2 separate regions of the Homo sapiens genome follow, and region 2 is linked to region 1. A link is a loop called in an ENCODE intact Hi-C map of the cell type or tissue named here. Cell type or tissue: breast epithelium. All regions are shown on one strand. Links, peaks and the distances in the headings refer to the core of each region. The heading gives the core; the rest is flanking DNA. Region 1 holds the start of LOC124902704. Region 2 overlaps PPP6R3 (protein phosphatase 6 regulatory subunit 3).

What was found. Peaks named below come from ENCODE experiments on the same cell type or tissue, not always from the same donor. Only the 100,000 strongest peaks of a DNase experiment are listed, where the experiment ranks them.
Region 2: it touches region 1 in a loop (14-fold over the local background); 3 of 110 quality-filtered maps call a loop at or near these places.

Annotation. Positions count from the first base shown.
Region 1 is chr11:69,655,239-69,659,623 of GRCh38, reverse strand. It overlaps LOC124902704, which reads left to right and starts at 1,709. Exons shown (of 1, transcript XM_047427985.1): 1 at 1,709-2,426. The coding sequence starts at 1,709. The coding sequence ends at 2,413. RefSeq lists enhancers at 1,150-1,877, 3,757-4,385. In breast epithelium, for the core only: no CTCF peak of the experiment used is centred there; no DNase peak of the experiment used is centred there; H3K27ac peaks cover 358 bases.
Region 2 is chr11:68,570,234-68,574,618 of GRCh38, reverse strand. It overlaps PPP6R3 (protein phosphatase 6 regulatory subunit 3), which reads right to left. Exons shown (of 24, transcript NM_001164161.2): 12 at 3,515-3,579; 13 at 395-510. Among named protein-coding and RNA genes, the nearest start is that of PPP6R3, 110 kb to the right of the region's middle. In breast epithelium, for the core only: no CTCF peak of the experiment used is centred there; no DNase peak of the experiment used is centred there.

The sequences.
Region 1 (4,385 bases), core at 235-4,234:
TTATTGACAGAGATTTATGGAGCCCCCGTTCTGTGCTGGTCGTTGTCGTGAGTAGGAGATGGAGACGACTCCCCATCATGGGCTGTGTTCTTGCAGGATTTCCCCATGTTATAGGTGTGAACATTGAGGCCCAGAGAAATGAGGCCGCACAGCTGGAAAGCTGCAGATCCGAGATCCAACCCCAGGGCCTTTTACTCCAAAACGTGTGTGCTTAATGTGTGCCTATACATGCCGGTGAGTTTTCTTTTTAAACAGCTGGTCACCCTCAGATGTCCACTGCCGGCCTGTTTGGCTGCCCTTCTCCAGGCCAGCAGCCAAGACACAGTGCCGCCCGCAGGGGCAACCTACTGGGAGCCTCGAAACAGGTGGAGCTGGCGAAGCAGGGCCCTGAGCTGTGTGCGTGGGGCCTGGCTGCAAATGGCCCAATGAAGCCTCCGTGCATTTCCCTTTTTGAAGCTTGAGCCTTTTCTTCTCCATGAGGCTGACCCACCAGGCTGGCTTGGTCACACACTAGCTGTGCAGTCCTGGCTCAGTTACTTTACCTCTCTGGGCCTCGGTTTACTCATCTACAACAGGGGTCGGCAAACTACCACCCTCAGCCTGAATCCAGTCTGCTGCCTATTTTTGTAAATAAAGCTTTATTGGCACACAGCCATGCTCACTCATTCACAGAGCGGCTGCAGCTGCTTTTGCACAGGGCAAGAGAACCTGTGGCCCACAAAGCCTGAAGCCTCTCTCTGTGGCCCTTTCCAGAAAACCTGCCAATCCCTGACCTAGCAGATGGGATGATTGTGTGCGGGAGAGTGTAGGCTCTGGGAGGGCAGGGCTGTGTCTGTGGCTGCCACCAGAGTGTCCCCTCCCTGTCACCAACCCATGGGGTCGTTGCAAAACTCAGAGAGAAACTGTGTTCGGTGTTGAGCACAAGGCACACAGTGCGTGCTCAGTAACCTCCAGCTGCGATTCCTCCCGTGATTAAACAAAGGCAAGGAGGACTGCCTCGACAGGCTCAGAGGGCCCAGGGTCTGGAATAGGAGCTGATCCTCGGGTTAGACCACTCAGCTCTTAAAGTGGCTGCCGGTTGAGAGGCTTGTCTCAGCTGCCGCTAGGTGCAAATTAAAAGGATTAATGGACACCGCCGTCTTTGAAAGGCTCAAGGCCCACCGAAGCCCCTTCAGCAGAGGGCTCTGCATTCTCTCTTCCCCAGCCCTCCTTGTGTGCCCTCGTGAGTGGCGGTGACAATGCTCCCGGATGTGGGCCCCAAGGCCAGCGGCCCCAGAGCTGCCCGCCCACCCGTCCGCCTGCTATTGTCTGCTCAGGCCTGGCGGTGTGGCGCTGGGCTTGTGGGGCCCTGGCGGGCAGGGGACTGTGGGAACGGATTAGAGGTCCTGGGCTTGCTTTCCTCGTCTTGCATAAACTCTTGATCAAAGACATTCCTGGGATGACAGAGCCCTGTGAGCTGCGAGGCTGGCCCAGAGTGCGGGACGCACACCCCACGCTGCAGCCCCTGCACAGGCCTGCCCTTGCTGGCCCTCGCTGGCCCTGGCTGCAGTGCTGACTTTGGGGACTAGCCTTATGGTGGGACTGGTGATAGAGCGGGTGCCAGCAGGCAACACAGCCTTCCCCACCAGATTCAGAGGCCAGGCCCCCAATGCTGGGCAGAGCGAGGCTGTGACTGCTTCCTGGGGTGCTTCAAGGAGGGTCACGCTGCATGCAGGGTAGCCGGAGGGATTGCCGGATGCATGCCACTGCCACTGGACCTGGCTTCTCTGGACTCCCATGGGCAGTGCACCACCCTCTGCACAGCCCTAGCCACTGTTATCCCACAAGCGCGGTCCGAAGTCCACGTGCCCACTCTGCCCAGCCTCCTTCCTCTGTCCCCTCAGGGCCTTTCACTCCTTGTGACAACTCTAGGTGCTGTCTGGGCTCCTGGGGAACCCCCGACCCTTCCAGCCATGGAATCAGCTCCCGGCATGCGGGTCAGGCTGGACCCATGGCTCTGCACCTCAGCCCAGCAGCTTGGGGCTGCCCTGTAGGAGCCGACACGACCTCCCTTCCATTCGGCCCCCTTCCTAGGACCCACTGTATGCCAGGGTGGGGAGACGGAGGCAGAGAGAAATCTGGGAGATTTCCGTCCTGGAGGGGCTCAGCCAGAGCAGGAAGGTGCCCAGGCATGACAATCCCAGACTCCCAGAACCACCTGCCTGCTGTGGGGTGGGGAAGCCCTCAGAGAGCCCATCCTTACAGTCAGAGCAGAGATGAAGGTTCCTGTGGACCGAGGCGGTGGGCCAAGCGCAGAACAGGAAGCTGGATGCAGTCTGGTGTGTCAGGAGCTCCTGGGCAAAGACATCGAGCTTATTGGGGTCAAGGCTGGGGAGAGATGGGGCTGAGTCCCAGGGACCTTGGACGGAGCTGAAGGGAGATAGGAAGGCTGGGGGTTGGGGGCAGAGGATGAAGAATGGATGAGGACTGTCTGGCTGCAGGGAGATGGGCCAGGAGGCAGGGCAGGTAGGGGTGGCGGGCGTGTGAGGACAGGCTTCTGCGAAGGGGCTGCAGGGAGAGCTGACTGCGGAAGGCTTTGTCTCTGAAGTTCCTCAAAGGTCAGTTTTTACCATCACCCTCTGGGTAGCGCAGATACTCCAACAAGGGACGAGGTCTCCACTGAATCCCAGGAGGGGTTGCAGGCACAGAGGTGATGTCAGTGGAGTTTGAGAGTTGGGAACAAGGGCCTAGAGTGGCCAGACGATGCCTTTGATATGGTTTGGCTGTGTCCCCACCCAAATCTCATCTTGAATTGTAGCTCCCATAATTCCCACGTGTTGTGGGAGGGACCCGGTGGGAGGTGATTGAATCATGGGGCAGTTTCCCCTATACTGTTCCCATGGTGGTGAACAAGTCTCAGCAGATCTGATGGTTTTATAGGGGTTTCCCCTTTCACTTGAGTCTCATTCTCTCTTGCCTGCTGCCATGGAAGACGGGCCTTTCGCCTTCCGCCGTGATGGTGAGGCCTCCCAGCTACGTAGAACTGTGAGTCTATTAAACCTCTTTTTCTTTATAAATTACCCAGTCTCGGGTATGTCTTTGTTAGCAGTGTGAAAACGGACTGATACAGCCTTGGAGCTCGTGGCATAACCACGATGTATAGACCCACCCATCACTGGGGGATGTACAGAACCCCCCATCGTGGCACAGCCAGGGATGGGGGGTGTACAGACCCCCCCATCGTGGCACAGCCAGGGGTGAGGGGTGTACAGACACCCCCATTGTGGCACAGCCAGGGGTGGGGTGTGTACAGACCCACCCATCACGGGATGCCACAGATGCCGAGACAGAGAGAATGGGTTGTGGGAGAGCTTGCAACTGCTTCACTCTGGGCCCAAGCCCTCTCTACACACTTGGCTGTGAACCCACCTGACCCACCCAGGGCCCCGGCCCTGCCCTGCCACCCTGCCTGAGCCCCGCGCTCAGCTCCATCTCTCCCAGTAGACATGTCGCTGCCTTTTGGCTCTGCCAGACCTATCAGCCTACACATCCCTCTTTCATCTTAAAAAACCTTCCAAACACTAAAGTAGATCCCTAGACCCATGTGCTCCTCTCCCTGCATGGCAAAGTGGCTCTCCAGCTTCTTCCCCACATCCTTGCTCAAACCTAACAGGATCCGATGGCTCCCTTGCCTGCTCCGTGAAACAACCAAAGGTGCCCTGTGCGATGGTCGGAGCTCTCTGCACAGGCCTCCTGCTACACCCATGTGCTCTCGGGGGATGAATGTAAACCCAGCTGCAGGCCGGGGGTGGGGACATGGCTTCCCTAGGACCCCAGCCCTGACACAGGACCTGGCCATTGCCTGGAACTGGAGAGCCGCAATGGTGCAGACCTGGTCCCTGCCTTCAGAGTAATTTGCCCAGGAGCAAGGAGGAGCTGGGCCTTGTGAGCCACCCGAGTGGCCACCAGTGTCACCTCTGGCTCCGACTGTCCCTTGAGCTCTTTCTGATGTGACCTGTCAGGGGCACCTTGCAGGCTCCCCCACCCACTCAATATAGGACTCCCTCGAGGAAGGCTCCCGGAGCCCCCACCCTCAGGGGAGAGGCTGGTGGAGACCTACAGGGGCCAAGCGTTTCCCTCCACACCCCACCTTCCTCCCAGGGCAGGCGCCTGTGGAGCCAACACACCGACCACCCCGGCCCCACTGTTGAGCCCTGGGAGGAGTGCTCTACAAGGCAGGAAGGGTAGACAGCAGGTGCTTCATAAAGGCCACGGAGATTCAACCTGCAGCTGACAAGTAGCACCCATCGGTGGCTTGGGACCTGAGCTTCCACTTAGCTTGGGATGAGGACAAACCAGCCTCACAGATGGGTTCAGGAGCAGTGACCAAGGTCCGAGGACACCTT
Region 2 (4,385 bases), core at 290-4,289, 1.1 Mb after region 1:
CAGAGGCTATATAGAGGCCTTCAGAAAATAAAAGGCAAAATTATAGCTGAAGTGGCTCAACTGCTAGCATATGAGTACTTCACACTCACAATACTCAAAAGCATGATTCACCAAGCAATGCTCTTTAAGAATGACAATAGGTGACTCTTATATGCTGAATCCAGCCAAGCCTGCCAATGCTTATGGAATGGTCTGTAACTACATGAACATAAATACAACCAAAAAACAACACTGTTCAAACACATTCTCAAGAACCTCATTCAAATACATAATTTGCCAAATATAAAGAAGTCCCACAAATCACTATTAAAAATGCTACATGCATTTCTACTTGACCCTTAAATCCTTCCTGCAACCCAACAAAAATGTAATTCAAATTTCACAAATAACTTACCTTTGATAAGCTGCTGCACTAATGCACTGTTGGGGCCCTTGTCAGTGCTGTGCACGATACAGTTAGCTATCCTCGTTAGGTGTCCCATGTAACCATGCCGTCTTCCTCCCTCAGCCCTGACAAGAGGTAAAGGACAAATACTCAGATTCCTGATAGGATGAAGTGATGAAACACTCGGTAAATACTGCGGACTTTTAAACAATCATTTTAAACCCTGAAGGCACTGAAGAAAATGACGATGGACAGAAAAGAAAAGAAAAACAAAGGAATGGAAGGTGCCAGAATATGACCATGCAGCATGGTCAGGGAGGGGTGTGAAATTGTAAAAGATTATATGGCAGCCTCAGTCAACAGGCCACAGTTTATTCGAATCTCAAAAATCATCACTCACTGTCAATAACACATTATTTTTTAAAAGATCAAATAAACCTTCTCTGATGCCTAATGTTATTGTGATTTTATTTTACATCTTTTTAATGAAACTTTTTCAAACCTTAATCAGATTATAAGGAACTGAGGTAAGAATTCTGCTGGTTCATTTTCTTAAAAGATAGCAAATTTTTATTATATCAATGAATAGAAATAATTATCTACCAATGACATGTCTCAAGTTAAGATATTAGCTGATGTGAGACTTGGCCAAGATAGGAGACAGTCAACTAGTACTTGACCATACACCATTCTGAACACATGCAAACAAACAGTCTTTGTCCTTTTCCCATTTAAGGTCTCATCTTCCCAACCATGATCAATCTTTACACTTAATTCGTATCAGGCCAGGCACAGTGGCTCACGCCTGTAATCCCAACACTTTGGGAGGCCAACACAGGTGGATCACTTGAGGTCAGGAGTTTGAGACCATCCTGGGCAACATGGCAAAACCCCATCTCTACTAAAAATACAAAAATTAGCCAGGCGTGGTGGTGCACACTTGAAATCCTAGCTACTCAGGAGGCTGAGGCAGGAAAATTTCTTGAACCCGGTAGGCAGAGACTGCAGTGAGCCAGGATTGTGCTACTGCACTCCAACCTGGGTGACAAAATAAGACTCCGTCTCAAAAAAAAAAAAATTATATATATATATATATATATATATATATATATATATATAAAATAAGTAAACTCATATTAATCTGATTTCTCTACCTATTTACAAAGTGCCAAGATTTTAAGCTCTATCAAACGAAAGATTTTTGACTGCAGATAGCAGGGAACAAACACTGCAGAGATTTTTGCTTAGAGAGAGAAAAGCCTTTCAGGAGCAATAAGAAAAAAAAAACATCCTATGCTTGAAGGCTTGCTTGGAAAATAAAGTATCTGCTAGAGAATCTTAGAGGGCTTGGGGGTGCCTAAGGGTAAGAAGTACAGGGTTGATTATTTAGGTAGAGACAAGGTCTTGCTTGTCATCCAGGCTGGAGTGCAGTGGTGCAATCACAGCTCATTGCAGCTTCAAACTCCTGGGCTCAGGCAATTCTCTCACTTCGGCCTCTTGAGTAGCTGGGACTATAGGCAAGTACCACCACATCCGGCTAATTTTTTGTAGAGCCAGGATCTCCCTATGTTGTCCAGACTGGTCTCGAACCCCTGGCCTCAACCAATCCTCCCATCTCAGCCTCCCAAAGCAGTGGGATTACAGGCATCTCCCACCGTGCCTGGCCAGAGTCAATCTTCACTGAGTTGCTCAGAGTCTCTTTTAGTTCTTCAGTAAGATCCAGAGAGCCAGGTGTTACCTACAGGCAACTGAGTCACTCTTCTGCACACCCTCAAGTACACAAGTGAAAGAAAACAAAGGCCCATCTCTAAGGTGACCCACAGCTTCAAACTGCTTCAGGCTGTTGTGCAAGGAAACAAGGAAAGTTCTTTCGGGATCCCCCTAGACAGAGGGAATGGTATTCACCAGGCCTCCAGAAAACGGGACTCACCAGGAGAGCAGGGCACAAAGGATATCTGAGCCCTGGCCAGATGAGGAGGCAGCAAGAAGACTGGAGGTTGGGAAGGACACAGAGAAGCCAAGACGGAGTCAGACATATAACCAGAGATGTCAACTGGGCCACAAACAGCATCTCCAAAGAGCTCCATTTGGAAGAATGTATCTGAGGTCTACCAATACTAGCCCCTTGCCACAAACAAACAAACAAAATGCCAATTTCCCACATGAAGCCAAATCAAAACCCTAGTAGCAGTGCTTATTAAACGATTTAAAAAAAAAAAATCAAACCTCACAAAGTAAGGCTGACTCCCAAGAGTCATCTAGCTTTCCTGGAGACACAGAGACACATAACAAGAATGCTGGGAAATGATCAACTACAAAGGACCATGAGAGAAATTTTGGGGGTGACAGAAATGTCTTGATTGTGGTGATGGTGACTTCAGGCATCAGTCAGAATTCCTAGGAATGTACACCTAAAATGAGCTTTACCATATGAGAATTATATCTCAATAAACCTGTCTTAAAAACAAACACAGAAGCATGCCTTCAGAGTGTTTCCCAAACACGCCCTTATGCCACCATGCTTCAGAATCTACGGGGTGACATAAAGGCTTCCAGGGCACTAGAGAGGAATGCTGTTACAGACAACACCTGTAAGAAAACGTTTTGTGTAACAAAGCTACTTACATGTATCAACTAATACTTCACATAACCTTGCCAATCAGCTAACAAACATTTTCTAAAAAGAAAACACTGAGCAATTTTTTTCCTCTAGGTCCCTGTACAAAGCAACTCTTCTCTACAATGAAAATATGTACGTGATACCTTCTGTTCTGAGCATAAGGTGACCAGGACAAATACACTAAGTCACATCATCAAGGACTTAACTTTAACCTTATAACTCTTAGAACAGTAGCCATTCAAAAAGGACCAGGAAGTTTCAAAGGCAGCACAGAGGTGGGGAACACTCCGAACTCACTTGTTTTGCCCCAAAAACAAGAGGACCTAACAAGAAATTATTAGTATTATAAAAACAACTGTTACAATGAAATAATCTGGGGAAAAGTTTAAATTGTAAAATGGCCAGTATCATGTAATTATTTCCATTTTTTTCTGACTAGGGCAAGGAGGTATTATTTTCCTCATATTACCAACCAAACTGAATTCCTTTCAAAAAAACAATTTACTTACTGTTTCTTCTCATTCATTTCCCAGGCTTCAAGTATTCGTTCTATTAATTGACATTTTTGGAAAAGCTGAAAAAAAAAAAAAGAATATTCCAGTTAATACTTCAAAGCATCAAAACTTTAAAGTGAAACAGAACTCTAGGTTAAAGAGAATAGTAGTATGCATAATCTAGCAAGCTAAATGTTACTAAGCCAAATGCAATGTGATCATCAATCTACTGCAGACACCCACAACACTACAGAGATTCAAATCAGGATCCACACCCTCCACAGAACATCTACAGGAAACTCAGTATTATAGGTAGTGCAGTTAACTACCTATAGTTAACTATAAAGGAAAGCCAGGTTTTATTAGCTGTGAAAATTCAGAACAGAAATATAAAACCTGAGCTAAATTAAAATGGAATAAAGAAAACTATGCCTTGGCAAAAATTTAACTTAGAATCCAAAGTAATGCTTGTACTTTTAAAATGTGAGCACGTCTTACTTCCAGATGAACTAACATTACTGCATTAATATTAAAAACAGGTGGGTTTTGCCCAAAGTCTGCAAGTCAGTGACAACTGCTGTAGGCTGCAATACTGGAATGTGCAGGGCTAGTTCTTCTCAGGTGTCATTTGTCTTTCCCATCAACTTGGCTGTTCCAAGCTAGCCTTTTCTACATTTTAGGTTTGCGAGTAAACCAAGTGTGGGCTAGAAATTTTAAAAGTACCATAGAACTACCAAGCAAGAAAAAATCTGAAGACTGACTTAGTAAAATTATCTCATATTTGACAGAAGAGAAAAAGAGACCCCAGGAAGACTCTCAACATCACAAAGAACTCAGTTCTCCTGACTTTCAGTCACGTATTCAGCAAAGAAACTACACTCTGGTC